Linked DNA regions of Homo sapiens: region 2 is linked to region 1. Evidence: read pairs that join two places in POLR2A ChIA-PET (ENCODE). Cell type or tissue: IMR-90. All regions are shown on one strand. Links, peaks and the distances in the headings refer to the core of each region. The heading gives the core; the rest is flanking DNA.

What was found. Peaks named below come from ENCODE experiments on the same cell type or tissue, not always from the same donor. Only the 100,000 strongest peaks of a DNase experiment are listed, where the experiment ranks them.
Region 2: POLR2A ChIA-PET joins it to region 1 with 7 read pairs; 3 of 35 experiments call an interaction of 5 or more read pairs at or near these places.

Annotation. Positions count from the first base shown.
Region 1 is chr1:243,790,521-243,806,217 of GRCh38, reverse strand. All of the region lies in intron 2 of AKT3 (AKT serine/threonine kinase 3), which reads left to right. It overlaps AKT3-IT1 (AKT3 intronic transcript 1), which reads left to right and starts at 11,818. Exons shown (of 2, transcript NR_046761.1): 1 at 11,818-11,958; 2 at 12,638-13,013. In IMR-90, for the core only: no CTCF peak of the experiment used is centred there; a DNase peak (open chromatin) is centred at 7,317.
Region 2 is chr1:243,896,258-243,911,954 of GRCh38, reverse strand. No RefSeq gene overlaps it. Among named protein-coding and RNA genes, the nearest start is that of LINC02774, 13 kb to the left of the region's middle. In IMR-90, for the core only: no CTCF peak of the experiment used is centred there; no DNase peak of the experiment used is centred there; H3K27me3 peaks cover 511 bases.

The DNA of each region.
Region 1 (15,697 bases), core at 4,036-12,035:
ATAGTAAAGGTATCTACTTAGTGCCATGGTTCTATAGAAGGGAGAACTAGGAAGTCATGTTCATTGGGTGATGGGTGTGTGGCAGGAAAGGCTTCACAGAGGAAGGGGCATTTGAGACTGATAGGAATTTTTTTGGGTGAGAAGGGAAGAAGGGTGTTCTAGGCAATAGAAAATAGGAAGCATGCTGAGGAGTGTGTGTGTGCATGCCATGGTTTTAGGGAAGACAAGTGATGCCATTTTCAGAAAATTTGGGAGTAGTCCTAATTTGGGAAGGAAAATGGTTATTCACCCTTTTGTATGTGTGTTGTAATTTTGCCTTATATTGGAGAACAACACAGTTTTAATGATAGATATAATTTTTCAGAGAAAGCATATGGAAAATGAACATTGAAGAATGGACTGAAGAATGAATATGAGAAACACACACTTTACTAACAGGGAATGAGAGGAAAAGGAGACCTCTTTAGAGAAGTCCAACAGCAAGAGAGCTAAAATGGATTATAATGTCATTGAACCAATGGGCAAGATTTTACAAGAGGATAGTGAAATAACGCCACATACAGCGGTGTGCATGAGGAAATGAAATTAAAGGGGCCATTGGATTTGACAATAAAAGAAATATCATGAATTCAGTTTCAGGGATTTGAGGGGAGGGAGGAAGCTAGACTTTTGGGGAATAAGGGAAGAGTGATGCTTAAATACCAGATTTAAACCATTCATTTGAAAAATCTGTCAGTGAAAAGTAGGAGAGCAATAAAGTGAGCAGCTTGGTTAAGTGAAATATTTTTTTTAAGTTAGAGAAAATTTTTGTATATGTGATGGCAGAGGGGAACGTGCTAGTGTGGTAGGAAATACTATAGCTGGCAGAGAAAGAATAAGATGGAGTGAAGGTTGGGAGGAGATGAGAACATAGGTGATGGGGTTAATCTTTGAAAGGAGGAGAGGCAAACTCCCAGTTGGTCCAGAGGGAAGGTGAGCATGAGGGATGAGCAGAGGGAAGGAAGAATTACTGAGGAACAGAAGAGGAAAAAAGAGGGAATTTCTCTGTGATGGTTGTGATGTTCTCTGTGAATTTGGAGAAGGCAGAATCATCACGGTTTTAGAACTTCCTCTTCTATTTATGTATCCCGGGAGTGTGAATGAAGAAATCTCTGCCCACCTAACATAACCTATAGTTGGTGAGTGGTATGGCAGAAGTTTGAAAAGCCAAGGGAGTAAAGTTGTGGTATGTTCTACCATTAGAAAAATGTTAATACAAACAAAATATCAGGCAATGTAACACTCTAATACTATTTAAAAATGCAGTTATTGTACAGCATGATGACTACAGTTAATGTATATTATATTCTTTTTTGTTTGTTTTTTTTTTTTGAGATGGAGTCTTGCTCTGTCACCCAGGCTGGAGTGCAGTGGTGCGATCTCAGCTCACTACAAGCTCCACCTCCCAGGTTCACGCCGTTCTCCTGCCTCAGCCTCCTGAGTAGCTGGGACTACAGGTGCCTGCCACCACGCCCGGCTAATTTTTTGTATTTTTTAGTAGAGACAGGGTTTCACTGTGTTAGCCAGGATGGTCTCGATCTTCTGACCTCGTGATCCATCCGCCTCGGCCTCCCAAAGTGCTGGGATTACAGGCGTGAGCCACCGCATCCGGCCATGTATATTGTATTCTTGAAAAATGCAGATATAGTGGATATTAAGTGTTCTCACCACAAAAATGATAACTATGTGAGGTAATGCATTTGTTAGCTAGATTTAACTATTCTACAATGTGTATATACTTCAAAATATCATGTTGTATGTGGTAAATAAGTGCAATTATTGCTAATACATAAAGATTTAGAATAACCTTATTTAGGAACACTAAATGTATTACTAGTTTAATTTTAAAAGTTTTGTTACAGTAATTTAAAAGTATATTTTAGATAGACAAAATGATTAATTGACCTAATTTTAAAATGTTTCAAATTTTGCAGTGTAGTGTTATTTTTTAACTGAGGGCTTCTCTCTGAGACTAGTCAGTACTATTAAAAATTTAAGCAGCACAAATCCAACTCAAGCAGTCAAGCAAAAAATTAAAAGACAGTGGATATGTTAGATTAAGTAAATGGGAGTCCAAGATGGACTGATCTCAGGCATGCGTGGATCTAGAACCCTGATGATGATGTCAAGGGTCTTCTTCTGCTGTGTGGGCTGGCTCTGTTTCCACCTGCCATGGCTTCATTCTCAAGCAGGCTTCTGTTGTGTGCTTATAGCCTCAGGGCAACGTCATCACGGCTCACTGTCTGAAAGGAAGATAGACTCCTTCTCACCAGTTATATGGTAAATTTCAGAGGTGACTCTGTGTTCCTCCTTATGTCAGTTTTTCATCCCTTAATGTATCACGGTAGCCAGGAGTCAGGGGGATGGCAAACTTGATTGTCTGGATCCTGGGTTATGTGCTCATTTCTTGAAGGAGGTCACTGTGGTTATGAGTTGTCGGGGAGTAGTGGCTTTTAACATTTTTGGCACATTTCCTTTCAGTCTTATGTGTGTGTGTGTGTGTGTGTGTGTGTGTGTGTGTGTGTGTGTGTGTACATGTACGTCTTTGTTCTGTAACAAACCAAGTTGTCAAATGAAAGCCTTGTGTTGAAATCACATTCCTTAGGAAGGAATTAGTCTTTGATTGCTTATATAAGTGAGTCTTCACAACTTTTTTAGTTTATGTTTTCATAAAGATGCAGTGGAAGCCTTTTCTTTTTTATAAGTAAAAGTGTTTTTCATGTACATAACCTAATATTTTTAAGTCCTTCACAAAAATGAAGTAACTCTATGTGGATAACTTCAGTAGTAACAAAAAGAAACAAAACAACCATCCTGTCCCCCACTTGCCCCACCAACCTGGATTTCTCCTTGGGATTATGAAAGCAGTATGATGGAAGAGAAGGTACAGCTGGCTTTGGAGGCAGATAGATCTGGACTTTTAATGTTGTTGGGAGGATTTGAGATAATTACATAGAATCCTTAATATAGTAGTGCTAGGCTCATAATAGGTGCTTGATAAGTGATAACTGTTATTATAATTTTTTAAAAAAAATTATTGAGACAGGGTCTCACTCTGTCACCCAGGTTGGAGTGCGATCATAGCGCACTGCAACCTTGAACTCCTGGGCTCAGGACATCCTCCTGCCACAGCCTCCCTAGTAGCTGGAACTACAGGTGTATGCAACCATGCCTGCTAATTTTTAATTTTTTTGTAGAGATGGGGTCTTGCTGTGTTGCCCAGGTGGGTCTTAAACTCCTGGCCTCAAGCGATCCTCCCATCTTGGCTTCTGAAAGTGCCAGGATTATGGGCATGAGCCACTGTGCCTGGCCTGTTAAAATTCTTACTGATAAGCATTGACTTTTTTGTTTTGCTGAAAAGCACTGGATGTGAATGAAGTCCTGGGTTTTAGTCCTAACTCTTTTGGTAACCAACTGTATGCAACCAAAATATAAAACTACTTGACACACTGGGCCTTTGTTTTCTTGCCTGTAAAAATAAATGGATGGATTAGAAATTTTGTCTAGCTCTAAATTTCTACTATTTAATAGAGTAATTTGGGTTACACAAAAATATAAAATAGAAGGAATCCTAGTATACTGTAGGAAAATTAATGATCTTGGTTTTGATGTAAAACCAAGAGTTCCAGCTTCTCTTCCCAAACTTGCTAAACTTTAAGAACAACAATAATGACTGGAAAGTTTACAGTAAAAATGCATCTTATTTATGTTCAATAAAATTTTGTTTTGATTAGTGTCCCTAAAGTCTCTTCTAGCTCCAATATTTGATATTTCCTTTCCAATAAATTCTAGCCAGGAATATTACTTTAAATTATAAATGTATAGCTATTTTCGTCACAGCTGCCTGTCATGGTTTCGTTTGCTACCATGTCATGTAGCGTAGAGGGGTCATATGGAACTTTTTGTAACAGAATTTGACTCTACCTTACCAGTAGTTAGGCTTAATAGTGTATTGTGTTGGAGTATACCTGAGGAAAGAGAAATTAAGCCAGCAAAAAAGTATACAAACTTACAAAAAGGAAAATTCTGACCAGGCATTTGGAAATGAGCTGCGGCCTTTGGGGTCTGTTAAGATTCCTACAGTCAAGCCGGGTATTATTTAAGATGATTGTGAAAACCAAAGGAAATAATGTATGCAAACTTTTTAGTGTAGTATTTTCCATATATATTAGCCCCCACTATTGTTTTTATCCTATAGGAATATTTTTCCTCATAACAGATTTCAGGAACTAACATAAGATCAGAAAGAATAAAATTGTAGTTTGGGGTTTCGGTTGGCCTTCTTCAGTTTTTGGATATAAGATTCCAGTAGCATCCATATAAAAATTGCATTAGATTTTCCATTGGATATTTGCTGTTGACTAAATGTGGCTCGATAATTTTTGCAGGTCACTACTATAAGACTAGTGCTTCAGCTTTTTTGAAATAGTAGATTAAATTGGTAAATATGCAAAACTGCCCTTGGTTTTTTGATGCTCCCTTCTGCAGGTTCTGCTTTATGGCTATCATGATCTGAATTTGTTTCTTTATTTCTAAGTAGCTCTTCTTGAACTCTGTTTCAAAGAGTTTCCCTAACCTCAGAATTCTCACACCTGGCTGATTGGCCTCTAGGGAGTATTCAGAAGGCAGTCTTTGTGCTATTATACTTTTTTGTTGGCTGGATAAACATCAGTAGTGTTTAAATGAAATAATAACCCTGAAAAGATTTTTATTACCGTCTTTAAAACTTTATCCATGGCATGGCAAGTCCTGTTTCATTGAACATTTACATATGAAATACATGGGTTGATGGAATTATTAGGTCAAAAATGGCTTTTAATGGTTTTTAAGTAGTGAACAAGAAAATTTGAATTATCTTTTTTTCTTTTAAGGATTTCATTCTTTGTTACAATCTCCATATCTCTCATAGTTCAGAGATAATAGAAATTGTTTTTAATATTCATTCATTCATTCAAGAAATGTTTATTTAATACTCATTATGGGATAGGCCCTGAGGAATAACATAGATAACATACCTTATATTTTAAAAAGCTAGTAGCTCATTTTAATTTCATTTCAGAATAACTTTGTAGCTGCAAAATAAGACTAGTTTAAGCTATAAAGTCAATTAGCACACCAGTGAGTTTTGGGTAGGCTAGATGGTAAACTTCATCTTTCCAACATACTTAGCTTTATTTAACTTGATGTTTCTGAAGTGTTTTGACCTATTCAGCCATCACCCCTACTGAACCCACTTTCAGAAATAATAGTTAAGTATTTGCTAGGTTTTCATTAACTGGAACTGAACATTATTAGGTTAATTATATGATATTTATAGGGCAGAAATGGTGCATATCATTGTATTTTATGGCTTATCCTAACTAGTTGGGTGATACTGTCTTAATTTGCCTAAGGTAGTTCTGGTTTACTCTTGTCGCTCCAGTGTGATTATTATACATAATCTCTCTTTTTTTTTTTTCCTCGAGACTGAGTCTCACTCTGTCGCTGGGCTGGAGTGCAATGGCGCGATCTTGGCTCACTGCAACCTCTGCCTTGTGGGTTCAAGCAATTCTCCTGCCTCAGCCTCCCGAGTAGCTGGGACTACAGGTGTGCGCCACCACACCCAGCTAATGTTTGTATTTTTAGTAGAGACGGGGTTTCACCATGTTGGCCAGGATGGTCTTGATCTCTTGACCTCGTGATCCGCCCACCTTGGCCTACCAAAGTGCTGGCATTACAGGCGTGAGCCACTGCACCTGGCCCATAATCTCTTCCTTAAATCTTAGAAGTGCCCTGGGTGAATTATATGGCCCTCTTATAGCTAACACTCTTAGTTAGAAAACATATTATGTGCCAGGCAGCATTGTAAGCATTTGATATATATTAACTGAGGCCTCACAACAGCCCTGTAAGGTTGGCACTGCTTTATCCTTGATTTGCAGATGAGTAGACTGAGGTACAGAAAAGTTAAGTAACTTGTCTAAGGTTGTACACCTAGCAAGTAGTAGGGTCAGGATTCAAACACAAGCACATTTGGTCCTGGAAGGTATACTCCTAAACAGTGTGCTTTTCTGGTACAGATGAGATTGCTCAATGAACATGTTTAAGAGAAGGATGAGAGGATAGCACTCTGGAGAATACTGACATTTAAAAGCAAGTAAAGGAAATAGAAACTTGGAAATAAGACAGAGAATAAGAGCTAAAAAAAAAGGAACTTTAAGTTATAGACAGAATTCAGTTACTTGGATCCCCCCACTCCCCAAGAATTGTCTTCATCCTTTTTTAACTAGAAAGAAATATTTTTCTTTTCACTATTTAATAAGTGCCCCAAAGTGCTAGATAGTTTTCCTTTGAAATATAGTAAAAGAGCATTTATTGAAAGCAGCTTGTTTATGTGTGCTTTGTTTAAAAATTAGAGACATTTTATTTTTTCTTAAGTAACAGAAATCAGACTTTCAAAAAAGCTCTTTAAACCTAGACTAACTTATTTATGACAATTTTGTCATATATTTGAAAGTTAATTTTAGGAAAATTACAGAGCCTTTTAACCACCCTATGGCCAGACTTCAGTGTTGTTCTTTTTATTTCTACCTCATTTCATGTTGAGTCTTAACTTCGCTGTCTCTCTTTATCATCCCCTACCCCTAGTCTGAATGTTGAAGAATGCTAAAGTATATTTTATTGCTTCATTGACTAAAACTATGTTTCTAAAACTATGAATTTGCTTAATGAGTCAGCAACTGTAACTATAATTAACAGTATAGTTTTTACAACCATAGTTTTGTGGTAAATGTGCAGTTCTCAGAATTTAAATGTAAACGTTCAATGAAATTAAACAAAACCCAAATCTTCATGCAATAGGTAGTATATATGTATTCAGTAAGGGTCACCAAACATTAATTGAGGTTCTATTATGGTTAACTTTTCTACTTTGTACTTAGGGATAAAAAGATGAGTAAAATTGTTTCCTGCATTTTTCCCCACCCATTCCCTCCCCATTTTCTTTCTTTCCTACCTTCCACAGCCCCATTGAGTGTCTACTTAATGTGCCAAGCACACAGTATATAAAGATATAAAGAGCTCAAGGATGTAAAGATAAATGAGGATCTAGTGCCTGCCCTAGTTCAGTTATCCCTTAGGAAGACAGACCAGTCCTATGTCAGTCAGCTCAGAAAAGTGCAATAACTGTTGAAGCCAGGGCCACACCCAGTCTTGTCTGGGTTCACTACCCCACTTTCCACTCATACTTTAGCGATGAACAGAATTTAAGTCATCTAAAAGGAGGAGCAAGATTAAAACAGTGAAGGAGGTATGATGAGTAACAGAAAGGAGCTCATTGGTGACTAATGAAAGAGCAACTGCTGTGTTAAGGGGTTGATGACCATATTCGCCAGTGTGGAGTTGAAGGTTAAGGAGTGAATGGGAAATGAGAAAGTAGACTTCAAAAAAGCTGGATGTTGTGGAGAGGAATAGAGAAAATTAGAGGTTGAACATGTAGTAAGAGTGAGTGAATATTTTTTAGAATGGGGAGATAAGTGTGTTTGTTTGCTGTCTAGGAGTGAGCTATAGAATTGTCCAGGTGAGATGGAAAGATAACAGAGAGAAGATATGAGAACAAAATCCTGTAGGAAATTAGATAATATCAAGAACATAAATAGAAGGCCTGGCACAAAGTCTCATGCCTATGATCCCAGCACTTTGGGAGGCTGAGGCAGGCAGATTGCTTGAGCCCAGGAGTTTGAGACCAGCCTGTAACATAGCGAGACCACATCTCTACAAAACAAAAAAAAAAAAAAAAAAAAAAAATTAAAAATTAGCCAGGTGTAGTGGTGCATGCCTGTAGTCCCAGCTATGTGGGAGATCAGGAGGCTGAGGTGGGAGGATCGCTTGAGTCCAGGAGGTCAGGCTGCAGTGAGCAGTGGTCATGCCACTGCAGCACTCCAGTCTGGGTGACACAGTGAGACCCTGTCTTAAAAAAAAAAAAAAAAAAAAGGGCCTGGCACAGTGGCTCACGCCTGTAATCCCAGCACTTTGGGAGGCCTGTAATCCCAGCACTTTGGGAGGCCGAGGCAGGCGGATCACGAGGTCAGGAGATCGAGACCATCCTGGCTAACATGGTGAAACCCCGTCTCTACTAAAAATACAGAAAATTAGACGGGTGTGGTGGTGGGCGCCTGTAGTCCCAGCTACTTGGGAGGCTGAGGCAGAAGAATGGCATGAGCCCAGGAGGTGGAGCTTTTAGTGAGCCGAGATCACACCACTGCACTCCAGCCTGGGTGACAGAGTGAGACTCCATCTCAAAAAAAAAAAAAGAAAAACTGTTTTTTGGTTTTTTTTTTTGTTATCCTAACTTTTGAATTACTTCATAAAGAAGTTTAGTGATCTATTTGATTATGTAGAAGCTCTTCTGATAGTTATACATGCTTAATCATTTAAGAATAATTAAAGGAACTATATTGTCATGTTATCAGGCATTCCTTTATGAAAATGTTAGAAACTCCTCTTTCATCTATACCTTCCCCACTGTTTAACCCTCCAATCAAAAGCACATATTCTGTGGTAAGAACAGAGAATATCTATTTTAAAGGTCATTTGTGTCAAATTGTCCTAACTAGCTGTTGGGATTGGGAGGTGCTATTTGGGTCATAAATAGCAAGTTTTCTCTCCCAATAAAGCAATGTCTGAGAATCCCAAGATTCTCATTTAGTAGATCTGGGTTGAGACCTAGAAGACAGTTAATTCATTTAGCCACCAAATGTGTATTGAGTGTCTTCCTATTATATATTTATTACCATATTGTGTAGGTAGTGTTAGAAGACATCCCAGGTGCCTACTCTGTAACTGGCGGAGAGATAATAAACAAACAGGATAATTTTATATAGTGCTAAGTTCTGTGAAGAAAGTATACCATGATATGTGCCAGATAATTACCTGGCAGGGGAAAGGAGAGAGAGAGCTTTGCATAGAGTGATCTTGGGAGGTGTCTTTTGAAGAGATAACTCTTATTTTTTATCTTGCTTTTTTTTTTAAAAAAGTATTTTTTAGGTTGTAGTAAAATATATATAACATAAAATTTACCATTTTAACCATTTGTAAGTGCACGTTTCAGCGACATCAAGTACATGCACATTGTTTTGCAACCATTCACCACCATCTGCCTCCAGAACTTTTTTCATGTTGTGAAACTGAAACTCTGCAGCCATTAAACAGTAATTTTTTATTTTCTCTCTCCTCTCAGCCCCTAACAACAACCATTCTTTCTGCCTTCTTAAATTTGACTGCTTTAGTGCCTCATGTAAGTGGATCGTACAGTATTTGTGTGACTGGCTTATTTCACTTAGCGTAGTGTTTTCCAGGTTCATCCATGCTGTGGCACATGTCCGCATCTCCTTCCTTCTTAAGGCTAAATAACACTCCATAATATGGATGTACCACATTTTGTCTGTCCACCTTTGAACTGAGATCTGAAAAATGAGAAGGGGCCATGCAAGAACTAGAAGAAGAACGTTACAAGCAGAGGAAAGAACATGTGCAAAGGCCCTGAGATAGCAATAAACTGGTTGGTGGTCTAGGCCAGTGTTGTCAGAATATATTAATAGTAGAGAAAAGTGCCTGGAAAGAATGGTATTAAATGGGATCAGAGATAGACATACATTGGCCGTATTATTTTAGGCTTTGAAAGACCTTGGCTTTTAAGTGGAGTGAGAAGCTGCTTATTAGGAAGTTTTAAGTGGGGGAGTGACTTAATCTGATTTCCATGTAACAGCAAAAGCAAAAATCACCCAGACTGCTGTGTGGACAAGCATCCTTGTGGATTCTAATGCAAGTCTGTGATCGGACTTTGAGAAATACTAATTTAGTCCTTAAGTCAGTATCCTGAGATAGCTGATTTCAAAAGAGCTCTCTCAGGGCTTCTGACCAAAAGTGACAGATTGGCTACACCTGTACATCTCTTCTTATTTCCTAATCCCTGCCTAAATGGAAGAAAGAAATCAGAGACTGGGAGAGGTTACAACAGGAGACAGAAGCTGCTATACCTCTTTCAAATAAGCAGATGGACAGGTAGTGACTGACTTTGCAGAGGAATCACACAGTACCTGTAAGTGCACAAAAATACCTGTAAGAAATGCAGTACTGTGTTTGTCCGAAGCTCCCAAGAGTCTCAGCATTTGGAGGCACCAGATACTAAGGAAGATAGGGGTCAGAAATGGAGCTGAAAACAGGGGAGCTGGTCGGAAAATCTGTGTACACTGACAGGTGGACCCCTACGATTTTCTCCCTATGTGCCCTTGTGGATGGGTGAGTCCCTTCACTACCAACTCCCTGGCCTCAGGAGAACAAGGTTTATTCTTTGCAAAATTAATGAAGAGCTGTCTGGACTTTGAAACCAGGGGCCGTGGATTGTTGCTTGGTTTAAAACAAGGAGATCGGCCGGGCGCGGTGGCTCACGCCTGTAATCCCAGCACTTTGGGAGGCCGAGGCGGGTGGATCACGAGGTCAGGAGATCGAGACCATCCCGGCTAAAACGGTGAAACCCCGTCTCTACTAAAAATACAAAAAATTAGCCGGGCGTAGTGGCGGGCGCCTGTAGTCCCAGCTACTTGGGAGGCTGAGGCAGGAGAATGGCGTGAACCCGGGAGGCGGAGCTTGCAGTGAGCCGAGATCCCGCCACTGCACTCCAGCCTGGGCGACAGAGCGAGACTCCGTCTCAAAAAAAAAAAAACCAAAAAAAAAAAACAAAAAAAAAAAACAAGGAGATCAAGGGAAACCTACGCCTGAACTATAGAAGTGTTAGCTCTCTTCCTCTGCTCTCCTTCCAGAACTGCACAGTCAAGCCTGTCCTATCCTTCTCCTGTGGAAGACTGAAGATAACAGCATCTTCAGATACTGATAGGCTTTCTGCTGAGAGTACCTTAAGTGAATTCTACCAGTCGTTAAGCCCTGTTTTCCCACACAGATCTTTCAGTTAGTTCTTTTCAGGGGCTTATTCTTAAATATGAGCAAACAATCTAACACCATTGGTCATCTGGGGGAAGACTCCAACATTAAAAAAAAAAAAAAGTAGACATAGAGAGGTGGAGAGGGAGTGATACTTGGAACACTGGGAGAAAACAGATACCATAAGGGATCAAAAGAAAACTTTAAAAATCTCCAGTATTATCAGAGAAGACATGTATTTCCTTCCCCACTTAAATGATAGTGAACACATATAAAAGCAGAAATCCATGAGGGTAAAGAGAACGAGATGAGAGATGACAGCAGGCAAACAACGTCAACTAAATATTGGAAGCTGAGAACCTGGTGCGTGAGTGGTAACAGAATTTAGCAGAGCTGAGAAAGCAGAAAGTCCTATGGTGTGGGTAGTTGTGCAAAAACTGGTATTCTTTTAATTAATGATGTGCTTTGCTCTATTTGGACTGCTGGGTTCTTATTTTTGAGCAGTATGCTCTCTCCCAGTTGAAGCTGTTAATGGGCTGTCCACCAATGGAGAAATCAGAATGATTAAAATGTAGTTCTTGTATTTTTATGGTTCTCTTAAGCAGTCATGCATTATACTCTTCTTCTTGTGTCTGAGCCAACATTTCATAGGAGTAGATAACACCCATTTCTGGTGGCACTGACAGCAGGGTTGAAAAGAATGTTATAAAAGAAAATATGAATAACATTTAACTTAAGAATATGTTCCAAATTTTGTTTGTAAAGTAGTTGTTTAAAACTTGGTAGTTCTTTTTGATATAATGTTATAAATGGCAGTTATCCTAGACCAAACTTTAAAATATGTTTCATTAGCAATTAAATGGGCATTTGTAAGTTCCCAGGGAAACCTAATCACATTGTATAGTATTTTTTAATGAAGAAACACTAGCTGGGTACAGTGGCTTATGCCTGTAATCCCAGCACTTTGGGAGGCCAAGGTAGATGAATAGCTTGAGTCCAGAAGTTTGAGACCAGCCTGGGCAACATGGTGAAACCTCATCTCTACAAAAAATACAGAAAAATTAGGTGGGCATGGTGGCTTGCGCCTGTAGTCCCAGCTAATTGGGAGGCTGAAGCGAGAGGATCACCTACGCCTGGGAGGTTGAGGCTGCAGTGAGCTGAGCCATGATCGTGCTACTGCACTGTACCCTGGGTGACAGAATGAGACCCTGTCTCAAAAAAAGAAAAAATGCTTTTTAATGGTAAAATGGCTACATGGATTTAGATTTAGACTTGAATTCAAGTCCTACTTCTACCATTTTTCTGCTATGTAACCATAAGTAAATTTCTAATGTTTCTGGGTCTCAGTAGAATGAGAATAATATCTAATCAGAGGGTAGTTGTGATGATTAATGGATGTTAAAGTAGATGAGCTACTCAGTCGAGCTCCTAGACCCTAGGGAGTCAATAAATAGTCGGTTTTCTTCACCCTTTTTTTTTTTTTTTGAGACAGTTTTGCTCTGTTGTTGAGGCTGGAGTGCAGAGTGCAGTGGTGCGATTATAGCTCACTGCAGCCTTGATCTCCTGGGCTCAAAGGATCCTCCCTTCTAAGCCTCCTGAGGAGCTAGGGCTACAGGTGTGCACCATTGTGTCTGGCTAATTTTATTTTTTTATAGATACAGGGTTTCACTGTGTTGCCCAGGCTGGTCTTGAACCCCTGGCCTCAAGAGATCCTCTCACTTCAGCCTCCCATAGCATGTGGGATTATAGGTGTGAGCTACTGTGCCCAGCTGTTGTTTTCAGTTTTACTCTTCTGTGGTATGTGGTAAGAGGGAGCATTTGTTTTCTAGAGCCTGCAGCATGTGTGGGTCAGTTGAAAATGTATAAAAATTTTGAGTTACGCACGGTGGCTTGTGCCTGTAATCCCAATACTTTGGGAGGCTGAGGAGGGAGGACTGCTTGTGCCAGGAGTTTAAGACTAGCCTGGGCAACATAGTGAGACCCTGTCCCTAAAAATATGTAAAAAAAATTTTAAAATAAAAATTTTGAAATGCAATTTGTGTCTTAAAATTCTGCCTTATTTATTTGCAACGTGTGTTTCTTGTCATGTATTTGCTGCTGTATGCTGGTAGAAAAAGCATAGAGAGTGGACTCAGGCAGTCCATGCTCTAGCCTCCTGTTCTACTCTGAACTAGATGTGTGACATTGTAAGTGCTGCTGCTTCACTTCGGGTGTTACTCCTGATTTGCACAGTGAAAAGTGTTTTATTACAAGATGATTTCTAGAAGTTTGTTTCTGTTCTGACATTAGATGACCTGTGATATGTGAAGCTTAAGACATCTTTTTTCATTACTGGGTTTATACGGGGTGTTGAGGCTTGTGATACATTTACTGTTATAAATTCATTTTAATGTGTTTGGAGGACTTGAGATGATTGGAGATTATTAGATTGATAGCTGATGTTTGGCTTTATTATTGGAAAATAGTTCTAGCTACGAAACCTGTTTTTGAGTGAAAGTATGCTAGGAATGGCCATTGCTTTTCTTCCTACAGAGATAAGTGATCTCTTGGTGTTGTACACATGAAGCTCTCACCTTTATTTTTAAAGTCATGGATTTTACCTTGGCTCCTATAAACTCTTCTCCCCTCCCCCATGTAGCTGTAAGCATTCCTACTCCTAGGATGATTTGGAATGTGTGTGTTTCAAATCATGTTTAGTGATTGTAAGGCTAATCTCAGCTTAATTATCACTGCCAAAGGAATCCTCTGACCCCCAGGGCCAGATCATGTTGTTTGCTTTCATGGTATATTTTTCCCTTTTCATAGTCCGGGTTATATATATAGATGTATAATTCCATAATATCTTGTCAGCAAAACTGGAAGCTCTGGGAGGGCAGTGACTGTATCTCTTTTGCTGACTTTTATCTATAATGTCGGGCACATGATTGGCAGCATTGGAGACATATTTTTGAGTTAAGTGAATAAATTGTTTCCCCACAAATAATAAATTAATAGAAATTTAATGGTAAAAGCTCAAAATGTTTATTAGAATCATGATGGTAGCCTTTGTTATTACCAGTGAATTTAAAAGGAAAGAATAACCAAGGTGTTTGTATAAATGACTTATTATTGTTTGTGCAAGAACAGTGAACGTTCCCTAGTACAGGAAGCAGCTTTAAAAAACTGCTGGCAGAACTAAGAAGTCAGACTGTCCTTGACCCCTAGATCAAATGTTTTTGAGCCTGAGTTTCCTTAAATCTTCTTCAGTTGAGAATAAACATTTTGACAAAATAGAAGATTTATTCTGTTAATTTTTGGTCTTCATAAACCTAACTAAATTTGCTAAAACAACAAAAACTTTCTAATTTTTACTAGTTTTGTTTTTTAAAAAGTTTGTTTCCTTTTAAGTGCATAACACTTTAAAATGAGCTCAGCTGTATTAGCAGATAAACATGTTGATTCATTTGGTCCAGAGCTACTGAATGAAGCTTGCAGGAGCACAGTTTGTTCTTTATGCCGCCCAGGGGCAGAATGTTTCTCTTCCTCTCCTCCTTATTGAGAGAAGGGGACTGGAATAAGTGACTCCTCTTATTTAGGTTTGCCTGAATTGTTGACGAGGGAAGGGGGCAAGATTTCTTCACCATTTATCCTTCGTCTCATTTAAATTCTGTTCATTAACATAAAGTATATGCACTCATACTGTGATATACATGTTGAATTATTAGTGTCATATATTTACAGTTTTTACAAAACCATTTTACTTAATGCTCTGGTTTGAGTAATCTGTTGTTTAAAGGTATAATGAATCAGAGTTGTTTTTAGGCGTATTGCGTTTTTGAGGATGGACTTAATTTTGGAAGCAAAGAGAAGTATGTTCTATCCAGTGGAGTGGAGTTGAGATAATAGGTATGCAGTTCGCCTCTCATACCCATTGTGGGTTCTGCATCTGTGGTTCTATCAACTGTGTGTCAAAAATACTTGAGAAAAAAAAAAAAGAATGGTTACGTTCATACTGAACATGCATAGACTTTTTCCCCTTATTTTCCCCTAAACAATACAGTGTGACTATTTATATAGTATCTACATTGTATTAGGTGTTTTAAATAATCTAGAGATGATTTAAAGTACAGGCCTAGCTTGTTTTATTGCACTTTGCTAATACTGCATTTCTTACAAATTGAAGATTTGTGGCAACCTTGAGTCGAGCCAGTCTATCAGTGCCATTTTTCCAAGAGCATGTGCTTATGTTGTGCCTCTGTGTCACATTTTGGGTAATTCTTGCAGTATTTCAACTTTTTCGTTATTATTATACCGGTTATGGTGACCTATGATCAGTGATCTTTGATGTTACTGTTGTAATTGTTTTGGGGCACCACGAACCATTACCCATGTGAGGTGATGAACTTAATAAATGTGTATGTTCTTAATGATCCAGCAACTGGCTGTACCCCTGTCTCTCTCACTCCTGAGACACAACAATATTGAAATTAGTCCAGTCAGTAACCCTAAAATGGCCTCTACATGTTCAAGTGAAAGGAACAATCACACGTCTCTCTGGAAATGAAAAGCTAGAAATGATGAAGCATAGTGAGGAAGCTATGTTGAAAGCCAAGACAGGCAAAAAGCTAGTCCTCTTGAGCCAAGTGAATGCAAAGGGAAATTTCTTGAAGGAAATGAAAAGTGCTATTCCAGTGAACCCATGAATGATAAGAAAGCGAAACAGCCGTATTGCTGATAAGGAGAAAGTTTGAGTGGTCTGGGT
Region 2 (15,697 bases), core at 3,616-11,615, 110 kb before region 1:
TGTTTGTTTTTTTGTTTTTTTTTGCCATGGCTAATCCTTTTATTACTAGTATAACATTGTTAAAGTTTTTTTTTTTTTTAATTTTACTTTAAGTTCTGGGATACATGTGCAGAACGTGCAGGTTTGTTACATAGGTATACATGTGCCATGGTGGTTTGCTTCACCCATCAACCCTTCATCTAGGTTTTAAGCCCCACATGTATTAGGTATTTATCCTAATGCTCTCCCTCCCCTTACCCCCGACCTCCCTACAGGCCCCAGTGTGTGATGTTCCCCTCCCTGTGTCCGTGTGTTCTCATTGTTCAACTCCCATTTATGAGTGAGGACATGCAGTGTTTGGTTTTCTGTTCCTGTGTTAGTTTACTGAAAACAATGATAAAAACCAGATTCTTAACCTGGGGTCCAGAGACCCACAAGAGGCTCACGGGGAGAATTCAGATGTTTTGTGAATTTAGGTGGGAAAAATATTACAGATGTTTTGTGAATTTAGGTGGGAAAAATATTACATCTCTATTTCCACTAATCCAACAAACTACAGTCATATTAGCAAGACTTTTACCTCTGAGCAATAGAAATCACAGATGTTTTGATATTGCACTATAGTTTTATGGATATCTCCAAAGAGCAAGTACATCACAATGCTCATCACAATTTCAAAATTATAGTAGTTATTAGACCCATACACATTACTATATATGGTTGTCTTTTGGGGGGGCTATTTTGACTATTAACCCCCTCCCCAATCTCTAGATTCATAAAGCCAACTCTCTCCTATCATCTCTAGTTGACTGTCTAATAAATATCTCAAAGTTAATCCGTCTAAAACAGCTCTTGATTCTCCTCCCCAAACCTGCTGCCCATATCTCAGTATAGAGGTTCCATCATCCATTCAGTGGCTTACACCCAAACCTAGGAGTCATTCTTCATTCCTTCCTCCCTTTCTCTCATCCCCCATTAGCAAGTTCTGTAAGTTATGGCTGCCAACTTCTTAGTCCACCCCCTTGGAACCACCTGCGGCCCTGATCACTCCACTCAGCCTCGCAGAACTCCTTTCTGTCCCCGAACCCTCCAGGCCTGCTGTCCCCTTGGGGTCATTGCACTCCCTCTTGCTTCCTTTTGCCTCTGCAGATTCTCATGTGTCTTTCACTTCCTTATCCTCTGGGCCTCAGCTCAAACGTCATCGACAGCATATTTTCCAACCTGTCACTGTATTTCCACACAAGTTGCTTGCTTGTTTCCTGTCTGTTTCTCCCTGCTAGAATGTGAGCTCCATGAAGGCAAGAATCTTGTCTGTCTCATTCGTTGATTACATAAGAGACCATTAACAATGTGTTAAATGAATAAATGCTTAACCAGCCACTTAATATGCAGTTCTTTTGAAGATTAATCAAAACAATGCAAGTTAATCCCTCAAACTGTCCCACCTCATGGGGAGTGCTCAGTCAGTTCTCCCCCAACAGAGTCCTCACTTTCTCATGATGCCACCACCACCATGGAGATGATCCATGCTTGGTCTGACAAATGCGTCCTCTTAGTGACACAAACACAAAACTGGAAATCAATTGAAGTCACAAAACAGAATACGGCATGCACAAATAGAAATGCCTTTAGGGAATGCAGGGTCAATTTGCTAAAATAAATGCAGATCAGAAAGAATACAAATTTGGAGGGAGGAGATCCTGCCTGGGTTCAAGTCCCTGTTCCTTTCCTTCCCACCATAGTATGTTAGCAATTTATTCAATGCCTCTGAGCCTCAATGTCCTAAGCTGTACACAAGGGTAAAAATACATACCTTACAGGTTGTGAATGCTGGGTGAGATAACAGGGTACACATAGCAAACTCTCTGTACAGTATCATTTTCATTTACCACTATAGCGAATCCCCTAAAAAGAAGCAAGCACTTACAGTTGCAAGGAACCTTACAGAGCTCCTATTTTGTCTTATTTTATGGTATTTAATTTCAGAAATAATGAAGATTTAAAAAAAAAAATCCATACACAGCTGGGCGCAGTGGCTCACGCCTGTAATCCCAGCACTTTGGGAGGCCGAGGCGGGTGGATCAACAGGTCAGGAGATCGAGACCATCCTGGTTAACACAGTGAAACCCCGTCTCTACTAAAATTACAAAAATTAGCCAGGCATGGTGGCGGGCGCCTGTAGTCCCAGCTACTCGGGAGGCTGAGGCAGGAGAATGGCGTGAACCCGAGAGGCGGAGCTTGCAGTGAGCCGAGATCGGGCCACTGCACTGCAGCCTGGGCGACAGAGCGAGACTCCGTCTCAAAAAAAAAAAAACCAAACCAAAAAAAAACAAAACAAACAAACAAACAAAAAAAACTCCACACACTTTACAGAATAGGCAGTTGCAAACAAGGAGAATTTACCAAGAATTTTTTTAAGGCCATAACAAATTTCTTTGTTTCTTGCTAGCATTGCATTTGAACGAATCCTTTCCCCAGCAATCATGCTGACTTGGATTCATATCTGTATTCAGCTTAGACTCCCACTGTTCTTTATGGGTAATTTTCAAATCTTTCTATAAAAATCGACACGCAGTTCCTATTGATAAATAACAGCCTCAGAGCTTTTACCTCCTGCACACTATTTTGACACATCACCACCCTGAAGAAGATTTATGTTTAAAAAAAGTAATTTGTCTAAAGGAAGAGGGTATTTTCAAACCATACTTCTAAAAAATGTCAAATAACAGGAATAAAAGAAGAAATGAGCTTTCGAGTAAAAGCACCTGAATAAAATAAGTCTCAAAAAGAATAAAGAGATCAAGAGATAACATAAAAAGGAAAATTAGGATCTAAACATTTATTAGAAGTGGAAAATGAAAGTGTAGCTGCATTCTTCTCCAGTTGGTCAAGTGACATGAAAATGTTCATGAAACAGGAAAAGCGACGATTTCAAACTGGTGGCTTTACCCTTTGAAAGACTCTCTCTCTCTTTTTTTTTTTTTTTTTTTTTTTTAGAATTTCAGGATTATGAGAACAAATTGCTGGAGTTAATATGCAGATACAAGTCCTTCATTATAGGTGATTTCCATTAGTAACTTTAATAAAAGTTATTACAACTTCAAATAAATACAGGTAAGAAGTCAAGTTATAGTCTAACCCTAACTACAAAATGTGAATCACTAAGGCATTCTATTCAGCGAAGAACCTAGTAATTTGAGGGTGCTCAAAGATAAAAATTGTAAGTGCCACCACAGTTATTCCTACACAATTTTGACCCATAGTCGCCTTTTTTTCCTGGCTAACAGGATTTTGTTAAAGAACCCCAAACAGCTGCTGATGTTAGAAGGGAATCTCTTATTGATCGAAGCCCTTGAAACCAGTTTCTTAATTAAAGGGAAACCTTTTTCCCCAAGAACTTATTACTTAGCAACCCTTCATTGTTTATGTGAATCTATCCTGAAGTCTCTCATTTTAATTAAAAAGAAAAAATCATTTGCCATTCTATTCCTCAATGTTTGGTTCTGTTGCAAATACTGTCCCACATTCCATCTCCCTGCCCTAAAAAATACATTCTTTTTCTGATTAGAAGCACCTTCACATGGGGCTAGGTATGGTGGCTCACGCCTGTAATCCCAGCACTTTGGGAGGCCAAGGCAGGCAGATCACTTGAGTCCAGGAGTTCAAGACGAGCCTGGCCAACATGGCAAAACCCCATCTGTACTTAAAATATATTTTAATAAACCAGCAGAGTGTGGTAGTGCATGCCTGTAATCGCAGCTACTTGGGAGGCTGAGGCATGAGAATTGTTTGCACGTGGGAGGCGGAGGTTGCAGTGAGCCAAGATCGTGACTACACTCCAGCCTGGGCAACAGGGCAACAGAGTGAGAGAAAGAAAGAAAAGAAGGAAGGAAAGAAAGAAAGAAAGAAAGAAAAAGAAAGAAAGAAAGAAAGAAAGAAAGAGAGAAAGGAAGGAAGGAAGGAAGGAAGGAAGGAAGGAAGGAAGGAAGGAGGGAAGGAAGGAAGGATCTTCACATGGGCAATAAGCTAGGACTTTCATTCCAATCAACCCGTTCCTGCAGCTGTTTAAATCTTCATGCTCCAGTTTTGTTTGTCCATATTAGGGCTTTTGCCCATCAAGCTCTTTTGGTTTGGTGGCTAGTTATAGAAAAGAGGTTAATTTGAGGGAAGACTATTGGGTACCCAATAAAACTGGTATCCCTTTGGATGCTTCTAGGCTAACACTCTAGTTATTTTCCCTTAAGTCAAGGTACTTATACAACTTCCAGAAGGTTTGCACAACTTACTACTGGTATACAGATTATAGAATTAAGTAATATAGAAAAAAATAACAGCCATATCAAACCATGAAGCAATAATTTGGACTAAAGTTTGGATTTTTTTTAAGTATTAAAAGATGCTGGCCAGGTGCAGTGGCTCACACCTGTAATCCCAGCACTTTGGGAGGCTGAGGTGGGCACATTGCTTGAGCCCAGGAGTTTGAGACCAGCCTGGGCAACATGGTGAAAGCCTGTCTCTACAAAAAATACAAAAATTAGCCATGTGTGGTGGTATGTGCCTGTAGTGCCAACCACTCAGGAGGCTGAAGTAGGAGAATCACTTGAGCCCAGGAGGTTGAGGCTGCAGTAAGCTGTGTTCACACCTCACACCACTGTACTCCAGTCTGGGTGACAGAGTGAGACCCTGCCAAGAAAGAAAGAAAAGAAAAGAAAAGAAGGAAAGAAAGAAAGAAAGAAAGAAAGAAAGAAAGAAAGAAAGAAAGAAAGAAAAGAAAGAAAGAAAGAAAGAAAGAAAGAAAGAAAGAAAGAAAGAAAAGAAAAAGAGAAAATGATGTTAGCTTCACGTGAAAGATTATTATATTAATTCTATCTCTATGTCTGTCATAGTTCTCCATAACAAAATATCCCAAAAGACTAACATCTATTTGTTTAAGCTGATTTTGACAATAAACAGTACAAAGCACATTTAGTTTTGTTAACTATAAAAAGATTGAGCTTGCATATAAGACACAAGTTCCTGAACAGAAAGGCACAAGAATAACGAGAGGCTACCACAGCCACCCCTGGAACAATGGTGAGCACTCAATTCTTTTCAGGAAATGTGAGAATCATAAATGGAGACATTTGCAAACAGGAGAGGCAAATTTAAATTCTGAATGTTTAGGAACTAGCTAGTCACAGGAGGTTGTAATAGGTGAATTTTTGAGGGTCCTCATACCTCAGCCTTCTACATCTGTATATATGTATTCGTAAATATCGAGTTGTAATTTAAAAATTCAATCAGTCATTATTATCTAGTCTGTATTTGAGATTTTAAAAAAACAGATATCTGGAAACCTCATTTAATGCCATGAAGAGAGAAAGAAATTATACAGCCTAAAGCACTATAAGCCTGCCACCTTATAGAGCACTCATATTCTCAATTACTGAAATAATTTAAAATAAAGTTGGTCATTTTCTTCCCTGTTTGAGTAGCATATGTTACAGTCAAGAGATTTGCTCACAAGTTTTGCCATCTTTCTGAATTTTCCTGTCCTCATTATTTTTTAAACATGTCAATAAGAGCAAACATAGATTGTGCACTTACTATGTCCCAGATATGATATGAAAACACTTCGTGTACACTCTTTCCCCTGCCATAGTGTCCATTTGACAGATAAGAAGCCTGAGGCATGTAAAGAATAAGTCACTTGCCCAAGGTTTTTCAAGGATGGATCTGGGATTTGAATTTCTGGTGAAGCAGTCAAGGTTCTTAGCGGCAAAAATAGAAACTGACTAGCTGGTTTTCGCGAAAAGAAAAAATTATTTAAAAGATGATATGGAATTTCCAGGAGGGCTACAAAAACAGCCATGAGAAAATGGACAGGAACGGCCGAGCAAGGTGGCTCACGCCTGTCATCCCAACACTTTGGGAGGCTGAGGCGGGCGGATCACAAGGTCAGGAGTTCAAGACCAGCCTGGCCAATATGGTGAAACCCCATCTCTACTAAAAATACAAAAATTAGCTGGGCATGGTGGTGGGCACCTGTAGTCCCAGCTACTTGGGGGGCTAAGGCAGGAGAATTGCTTGAACCCCAGAGGCGGAGTTGCAGTGAGCCGAGATCACGCCACTGCACTCCAGCCTGGGCAACAGAGAGAGGCTCCATCAGAAAAAAAAAAAAAAAAAAAAAAGGGACAGGAACAAAGGGAAGCTATGCAGGAAGAACCACAGGCCCAATCATGCTACTAAACCAGCCTGGCTGATTCCACTGTGCAGTTACATTAGACATGAGTGGCAGCGACCTGCAGCCCCAACAATGCTAGCACTGGGCACTGGACATTGATGCCAACACCACTGCTCTTTGATACCTTGGAAATCGGGTTTTACAGCTACCACTGCTGCCACCAGAAAGAATCTTTCACTCTACCTGCATTTTTGTAACACCAGATCCTAATGTGAAATCTGGAGCAGGTGAGTCCATTTGGCTGAGTCTAGGTCATGGGCCAGACACCAGCAGCAAGGAAGACTGAGAAATGAGTAGTCTTACACTTTTAGCTTCTCAATAGTGAGGGTGGGATCTAACTTGCATCAAGATTCCCATGGTGAGAAATCTCCTCCTAAGAAGAAAAAGGCCAGATATTGTTCATCACCATATCTTAAGCCATTTATGCCTAGTATTCCATTATTGGAACTTTAAGCTTGTGGGAGTTATTTATATCCTACTGCTCAAGGTCATCGCCAAGGTCTGATTTTTCACAAAAAAATTTTGCAACCTCCGGCATAAGTGGGTTTTAAGCATTTAGCGTAATACCTACCGCTAAGTAGTTGTTTAACTAATATATGTGAAACGAAAAAATGAATGTATGGTCCAGTTGTCTCGGGGAGGGACACAGGGAAAAGCAGGAAAACACTATCAATAGCTAATAACACGATTGACATGGGCAGACCAGAAAGCGCATGCAAGTGAAAGTTACAGGTAGTGGACGAGTTAGCCTGGAGCCCCTCCTCCAGCACACGTGGAAACTGCCAAGGCTAGCACTGGTCTGCTTCCTTACATCCTGGGTATGTCATCTCTACCAGCGGTCCAGATCCTCACCCACAGCAAGAAGGCAAATCTGAAGAGCCCCAAACCCGCAGTACTGGTGACTACAGCTGTTGCCAAGCAGACCAGAAACAACTCATTTGAAAGCATGGAGAAAGCAGTGAGTGCCACCTAGGTACAAAAGGTTTTCCAGGCATTATCTCATGTAATCAGAACTTCAACACTGTGAAGTAGCTACTCTTTTTTTTTTTTTTTTTTTCTGAGAGAGTCTCGCTCAGTCGCCCAGGCTGGAGTGAAGTGGCGCGATCTCCGCTCACTGCAAGCTCCGCTTCCCGGGTTCACGCCATTCTCCTGCCTCAGCCTCCCGAGTAGCTGGGACTACAGGCGCCCTCCACCACGCCCGGCTAATTTTTTGTATTTTTAGTAGAGACGGGGTTTCACCATGTTTGCCAGGATGGTCTCCATCTCCTGACCTCGTGATCCACCCGCCTGGGCCTCCCAAAGTGCTGGGATTATAGGCATGAGCCACCGCACCCGGCCGAAGTAGCTACTCTTTGCAGCTCCATTTTACAGACTAGAAGAGCTAAGGCTCGGGGAGATCAGCTTGCCCAACGTTATATAACTAGGAATTGGCAGAATCTGGCTTTGAGTCATATCTCATTGGCTCCACATCCATCCTCTTAAGCGCTACACAACACTATACAACGGAAACTTAAACTATAAAAATAGGTCATTGCGGAAAGCATTTCTGTTACAGAATTTACTAGCTTCACTGTCAACTTATCTCATTATTTCTTATTTCACATTTTTACAGGAGAAATCAGCCTACACTTGAGCTGGCTCCTGTGAGGGAAATGGAGGGCTGTGCTTGATGCTCTCCAAGGTTCTGAAAACCAATGTTTGAAATTTAAAATTTAACTGCCAGAGTAAAGGTAGCATCATTTTATATTGGCTCTTCAATTTTTACACCCAGGGCAAAGCCATCTGTGAGCGGATGAAAATGAAATAATTATGAAATTTAGGCAGTTCTTAAGAAACTAAGTTTTCAACACACCCACATCCATTCACTAAAATTAAGGGATATGAACTCTGAAAACAGACTTCCTTTATACATTTTTGGCTTTTCTCCACAGTTATGAAAGTCAATCCATGCCAGTAATGTCTAAAATCACGATGGGAATTTTTTGAGTGCCGCAGTAAATATATTCTCTTGGATATGTATCATCAGTCCTGGAATGTTGCTGAGGCCAGAGTAAGCATCTGGAACCAGGGTACCTGGTGGCATAGGCAAGAAACAGCCAGTGGGGTGAGGATCGGAATCAGAATTGGCAGCCAGAGAGTCTGGAATAAGAAAAGAAATCAAAAGGAAAGGAAGGGAGTAAAGATCTGAAATAAAGAAAAAAATACCCTAAAAGCTTGAAAGGGGCCAGGCAGAAAGGAGATGAGGCTGTGGCCAGTGGCAAGTCATGGCTTTCAATTCATGGGGAGAAAGGTATCATCTGCTGTCTCTTTACTCCTAATACCAACTGCAGCGATGCTGTTTCTTTCCAAGTCTTTCTACATAGCTCCACGGGGGTTGACATTGGGCTGGACTGACATCTGCTGCTACTTCTTGCTGCATTCTGTGCTATTTGGAGATATTCTATTGATATCATCCTTCTTTGACCTTGCTTCACTCTTCCCCCTCCCAACTCTCCTTCCGCTGTCCTATTTGTAGCAACCGCTTTAGTCCACTAACAAGGGCTCTTTTATCTATTGGTCCTGCTCTTGCTTTTGTTTCTCTTGTCTATTTGGAGTTAGCTTCTTGATAGAAAGCCAGCACAAATTCTCTCTTGTCCTTGAGAAACTGTTGAACATAGCTGACTTGTTATAACCAGCAGGTAAAAGGATAAGCTAATTCTATATTTCACAGTAGTCTGTTTAGCAGCCTTAAACTTTAGCTAAGCAAATAACCATTTTCCTTTGCAGAAATTGTCATCCTGCCCTTATAATAACAATCCCAAGCCACTGAGTTGCAGAGACCACATGTGTTTAGAATAAATAAATAAAAAGAACTGAGCTCCTGTCATATGGATTCTGGCTTAGGCTGTTTGGATCCTGCCACTGCAGCTGAAGATGGGTTGCTGCTTACAGAATACTAATTGCTATTACTATTCTGAACTGATCTCTCTTGTGAAAGAAAAAAATATGAGAGAAAGCTGATTCTAGGTTGGTCACTCGAAATCCTAATCTAAGTTGGGAGAAATTCTATGTGCCACTTATATACATGTATTCACATAGGTAGGTAGATAGATAGATAGATAGATAGATGATAGATAGATAGATAGATAGATAGATAGATAGATAGATAGATTACACACAGATGCAAATATAAATGTATAAACATATATATATATCTCCAGAATTTTTACTGAGATTCTTTTGTGGGTTTGTACCAAGTCAGAAGTATCATGTCTTTATAGTTACAAGTTTTGTGTGCTAACTTAGTCACAGCAGCCTGTCAACAATATTTACTGTGGGCTCAAGTGTACACAGAACAGTAGAGGGCTGATCTTATTATTTGCTTGGCTCTATTTAGATAGAACAAATTGACCTGAAAGTCTGTTTACCAGAGATTTATCATTGATCATGTATTCTTTGATGTACCTTCTCTTTCGTGGATTTAACATCAGATATTAGCAAACCTGAAGATAAGAGGAGAAGTATTTATCCTTGTACCTGGAGAGAGGTTTTTCAGGTTTGGTGGGAAAGCTAGGAATTTGGAATCAGGGGACCTGGGACTGAACCCTGGCCCTGCTACGTTGCTGGAGCACAGGCAAGTGACTGGCTATTTTTGAGCTCTAGTTTACCACCTATAAAATAAAGGTAAAATCCCTCTCCTGACTACATCACAGGATTATTATCAGGATTAAGTGAGACCATAATATGAACCAGCTTTGTAAACTAAAATACTCTACAAAGCAAGGGATTAGTAACTATGATAATAATTTAACACAGTGGCTATGAAATGGTACAAGCTGTCAGGATTAAGGATCACAGTTCAGAGGATGGCCACTTTAAATTATTGTCAACCTATTTTCCCAAGCACCAGTTAATACTATTATAATAAATTCAAAATACACTTCAATTTTCTCCTGCTGGGATTTCATTCCACTGGATGAATTGTTCAAAACTGAAAAATCATTAGAAGGGGAAGGAAGTAATTTGATTCAACAAGGATCTTTTCATTTTAACAATATTCTTTCTAATGCATATACGGTAAAGAGGATCATTAAAATAATCTAGAATATATCTGAAAAAAGCTTACCAAAAAGTGAAACAGTTCTGCATATTTTCTGGTTAATTACCTCCTCTCAGGTACCAAATTTATAATAGGACCATTAGGGAGATTTCTAGAGAGATACATCCTCAGTGAAGAGCATTTGAGTACTTGAATGTTCTAAGAGACATTAAAGAGCATTCTGAGAGTGTTCTCTTCAGAGGCATGCTCTTCAGGAGATGGCCCATTCCTTGTTTCTGGCAAAGACTAAATGAACTTACCACAGAAGAATGGAGGAGGGGGTTCAAATACTAGATCAAGGTTTGGGCTAGATCAGTAGTTACCATTTTAGGCTTGTCAACCTTTTCCCGCAAGTTAAAAAAAAAATCATCAGCTATCACCATCGTTTCATTTTAAAAAATGCAGAGGGTATTTTAACACTGAAAAAGTGGAATAGGTATAATCACAGGATAAACAACAATCCTCCAAATACAGATAGTCCCTGATTTAACAATGGTTCCACTTCACAATGGTGTGACAGTGATACGCCGTTTGGTAGAAACCATACTTCGAGTACCCATACAACCATTCTTTTTTTCGTAGTCAGTATAGTATTCAATAAATCACATGAGTTACTCAACATTGTCATTAAGTAGGCTTTGTGTTAGATGATTTTGCCCAACCATATGCTAATGTAAGTCTTCTGAGCATGTTTAAAGTAGGCTAAGCTAAGCCATGATCTTTGGTAGGCTAGGTGTATTAAATGCATTTCCAACTTACAATATTTTCAACTTATGATGGGTTTATCATCAGTGTATACCCCATCATACGTCAAGGAGCATCTGTATAATAATTTAGTTTTTATTGAAGAACTGACTACATTGTTCTTAGAGTTCTTGTTTTATTGTGAACCTGAAAAACTTCCTCTGAGGCCAGCACCTGTTGTTGGGCTAATATTCGGTAGTAGTTGGGAAGTCCTTTCAACCTGAAAATACTATGATCACATAAACATATTTAAACAAAATTATTTACTATTTTTCTAACACAAAATAACACTTTTCAATTAGAGTATGTGAGCAGCTATTTGTAAAGCTATGGATGACTTCAAATTTTGAGAGTCTCTGCCATCAGTGAGAGTTTTGATGAAAAACAGTTTGATACTTTCATCACTTAATTCTGGTTACTCACCATCACACAATGAATTCACTTAAATAGCTAACAGAAAGGAAACTAGAAAAAAACCGATTGCAGACTGTTCTCTATTGATAAAATTGCACAAGCTGTTCAGATATTGTAACAGAGGACATTTGACATTTTCCCCCAGGTGTAAGGAGGTGGCAAGTTCAATTTCTCAGGATGTTGCACTGGTGATTTCAGTTGCTCTTTGCCAGCGGTGTGGAATTCATCTGCGGTTTTCTATTTCTATTAGCTGTGAGTTTCTCTGCATTCAAGTTCCATCTGAGAACCCGACTAAACTTAGCTCATTTTAGAGAGAACAGCTCCCACTGGGAAGGTGTCACTGGATAAAGTCTCATGACCTAGGTGTCTGAGAAATACAAGCTCTGCAGTTTTGTTCCTTAGGAAAGAGAAAAAAATGTATGAAAATATCATCTTTGTTTTTCATACCCATCATCAGATATTTACTAGGCTGGGCCATTTTATACAGAAGCACAAGAATCATGATAAATTGTTTCTCAACAGAACAAAGAATTTTTTAAAACAACTGATGTGTTTCCTAAGTGGAATGAACAAGATTGTGGCTGTGTGATAATATTCAGAACTTTATAAACGTGCTATACATAGCCATTTCATTTCGTGTTTTAGGCATTCTCTGCCCAGTAGAGTGGCTGAAATGCATAATAATTGTTTCTGTCTAAATCAGGTTTCCTTTTTTAAAGCTCCTGGAGGGACTGAGTTGATTTCTTGTCCTTATTTTCTCCCCGTATTACAGCCTATCCTGAACATCAGCAAATGTAGGATAATGAGTTCAGGGAAAATTAACCCATACCATACTAAGGCTCATACATTCATTCAATCATTTACTTGACCATCATTTGCTGCATGTCTACCCCATGGAAGGCACTGTGCTAAATTCTGGGGTTACCAAGGTGAAAAAAAGATTTCACAGTGTGATGGGATCTAGGTTGGCATGTATCAATCCAAAAGTGGTCAGGCCAGTGTTTCTCAAAGTTGAAACTTTTTTTTTAACCACGATCTACTGTAAGAAATAAATTTAATATCTCGACCCTGTACTCGTATACATGCATATACACATCTTCATGCACAGGTACTTGTACAAACACAGGCACACCATACTCAACTGAAACAAAATTTTTACAAAGCAAACTTCCTCTTTCTATACGTGATACACTGCATTATTTTCTCTTCTATTTCATTTAATTTGTTTTAAAGACTGATATGGCCAACTAAGTTGATTTTACAGCCCACTAATTAGTCACAATTTGCAATTTGAAAAACAGCAGTCTGGGAGTCTTTTGCTGTAGCTCCGTAAGCCGCTAAAAACATCAAGAAGTATATTGGACATGAAAACAAAAGACATTACTGAATTATATTAGAGTACTTCACCTGATTTACCTTAAGAAAGATATTGCTCATCTGAAAATATGGGACATTCTTTGACATGGAAGTGGTAAGCGTAGATCTAATTAGGTACCACTTTATAAAGGGTAGTAAATTTAAGGCCTTGATTGTATAGCAAATGATGGTATATGTGGGAAAAAATGAACAGATAAAAATTCCTTAAATTTAATCTTTTGTTCTGTTTCCATTTGCCACACTTGCACATTACATCTTTTAGAGACTAAAGGGAAGATCAAGGTGATGCAAATATCTGACACAGTTAGAAGTTTTCAGACATATGTCCAAACATCACACGAAGCAGCAGAGGAAAATCCAAGACACAAATGTGCTAATTTTTAAATACATTCAGAGACTAATTGATAAATTGCCTCATCAATGTCTAAAATATTAGTGTTATAACTGTTTCATATTTTTCTCAGGTATAACTGCCTGGTTACTTCATCTCAGTCTCCATTGGATTGCCCACTGTGGCTTGCTCCCTGGATTGTTTTTGTTTTTTTTTTTCCTGCATATTCTCTTTAGGGGATCCATCCATTCTCTTGCTTTGAACTTTCTCCTGAATGCTGAGGACTGGACAGCCAACCCAGATCTCCTCCAGGCCCGTTAATCAACTGCCTATTAGGCTGATCAACCTGGGGGTTCTATAGATACCAGAAAACAAACATATCTGAAGTGAAACATCCTCTTCTCCCGTAATAAATTATTGCTTATTTCCCAATGCTTCCTAACTCACTAAATATTACTAGATCACATCAGCCTGTTCCTACCTAGGAGTCATCCTTTCTCAGGTCCCAAAGCCAATCAATCAAGTCCCTCAGTTTTGCCAATTCTACCTTTTCAATATATGCTTTAATTCACCCCTTCTTCTTCACACACATTGCTGCTGTCAGTTCTGGTCCTTGCCACCTCTCACTGGTGCAAAAGTCTTCCAATTAGTCTCCTGCCCCTGGCCTAAGCCCCTGAGCCACATAGGCCAGGTGGAGGGTCTTTCAGCTCCACTGTCTTTGGGAAGCTTCAAAGTGCCTGCCATACCCACTACCCTCCTCCTAGGGCATTCTTAAGCCAAATTGTTGTATGTTACCACAAGCCCCACACCTGGCCACAGCTGATGAAAGAATCTGCCCCAGTGGTAGCTGATGGATCACAGACCTAGGAGGAGATCCAGCGTCAGAGACCTGCCCAAAAGTGGGTAGGGGTGGGTGAAGTGATTTGGCTGTGTCCCCACCCAAATCTCATCTTGAATTGTAGCTCCCATAATTCCTATGTGTTGTGGGAGGGGCCTAGCGGGAGGTAATTGAATCATGGGGGTGGGTCTTTCCTGTGCTGTTCTCATGATAGTGAATACGTCTCACGAGATCTGATGGTTTTATAAAGGGGAGTTCCCCTACACAAGCTCTGTTGCCTGCTGCCATGTAAGACGTGACCTTGTACCTCATTCTCCTTCAGCCATGATTGTGAGGCCTCCAGCCATGTGGAACTGTGAGTCAATTAAACCTCTTTCCTTTATAAATTACCCAGTCTTGGGTATGTCTTTATTAGCAACATGAGAATAGACTAATACAGTGGGGGTGCTCTGCACTGGATTAAAAGTGGCTGCCAACCAAATCCTCCCTCTTGGAGAGCTAAGACACAAAAAGAAGCTGCAAAAAGCAGTTGCATCTCTGCATGAGGAGGCACCAGGGACTGCCCAAAGCTGAATGGGCAATAGGACAGCACAGGGGCCAGAGCTGTCTAAATAAGAAAAACGGGAACAACGTCATTCCTGTTTTTATGAGGTCTAGCTGTGCAGTGATAGACATGGTTAGATGTCTTCCCTACTCTCCTCATGAATCCTTTCAATCATCCCCCATGAATTAAGCAAGTTTCTATTGCTTAAACCTCTAAGGAGCCCAACATTGCTCACCTCTTCCAATTCATCTCCTATGTGGCTGTAAATGAGTCTCCAAAATACAAACATGGGGTTCGTTCCTGCCTTACAATTCCTTAAAACTTCTCCTCCCTTACAGGACAAATATCTCGAGTCCTGAGCATGTCATACCATCTGGCCCTGGCTTTTCTCCCTGGCCCAAGGCTTCTGCCTACACTCCAGCCCAGGTGAACTCTAGCCTATGCTGTGCTCTCTCACATGCCTGACTCTACGCACCCTTCCTTCGGCCTCAATCCACCCTCTTGTCCCCCTGATAAATTCATTTTTCAAGTTTCAGCTCACACACTCTTCCCTCGGTAACACCTTTCCCCCAGTAACACTGTTTCCCAGGCAGTGCCTTCTACAAACTCCCATGAAAGCAATCATCATGTACATCGTAAACTTTCAAAAACTTGTAGTTAGTCTGATATTGCCTCCAGCTCCAGCCTCTGATACGCTTCCAGCTGGAATGGGAAGGCAGGGCTTTGTTTAGTAATTCCTAGTAGCCTTAATTCCTTCCCTTATTGAGCAAATACTTACTGGACACTTACATGCACGAGGCTTTGAGGATGCAACTATGAACAAGACAGGCACAGTCCTTGCTTTCCCAGAGCTACAGTGTGGCAGGGACAATTGGCATTCAATAACACAATGTGGTGGGTGTTATGTTACGGGCAAAAGAGGGTATGTGGGAGGCAACAGCACAATTGGAGAAGGCTGTTGTAACCTACAGATATTCACATGAGACCTAAGTGAGGAGCAGGGCTCCACAGAAAAGTTTTGACAAAAGAAGAAAAGGGGAAAAAACAAAGAAAGATGTCAGCAGAAAAGAAGCAGCACATGTAAAACCATTAAGGTAAGAGAAAGCTTGGTACATTCATATAAAAAAAATAAGCTCTGTGGAGCTTAGAGTGTCCAAAGGTGAGTGGCA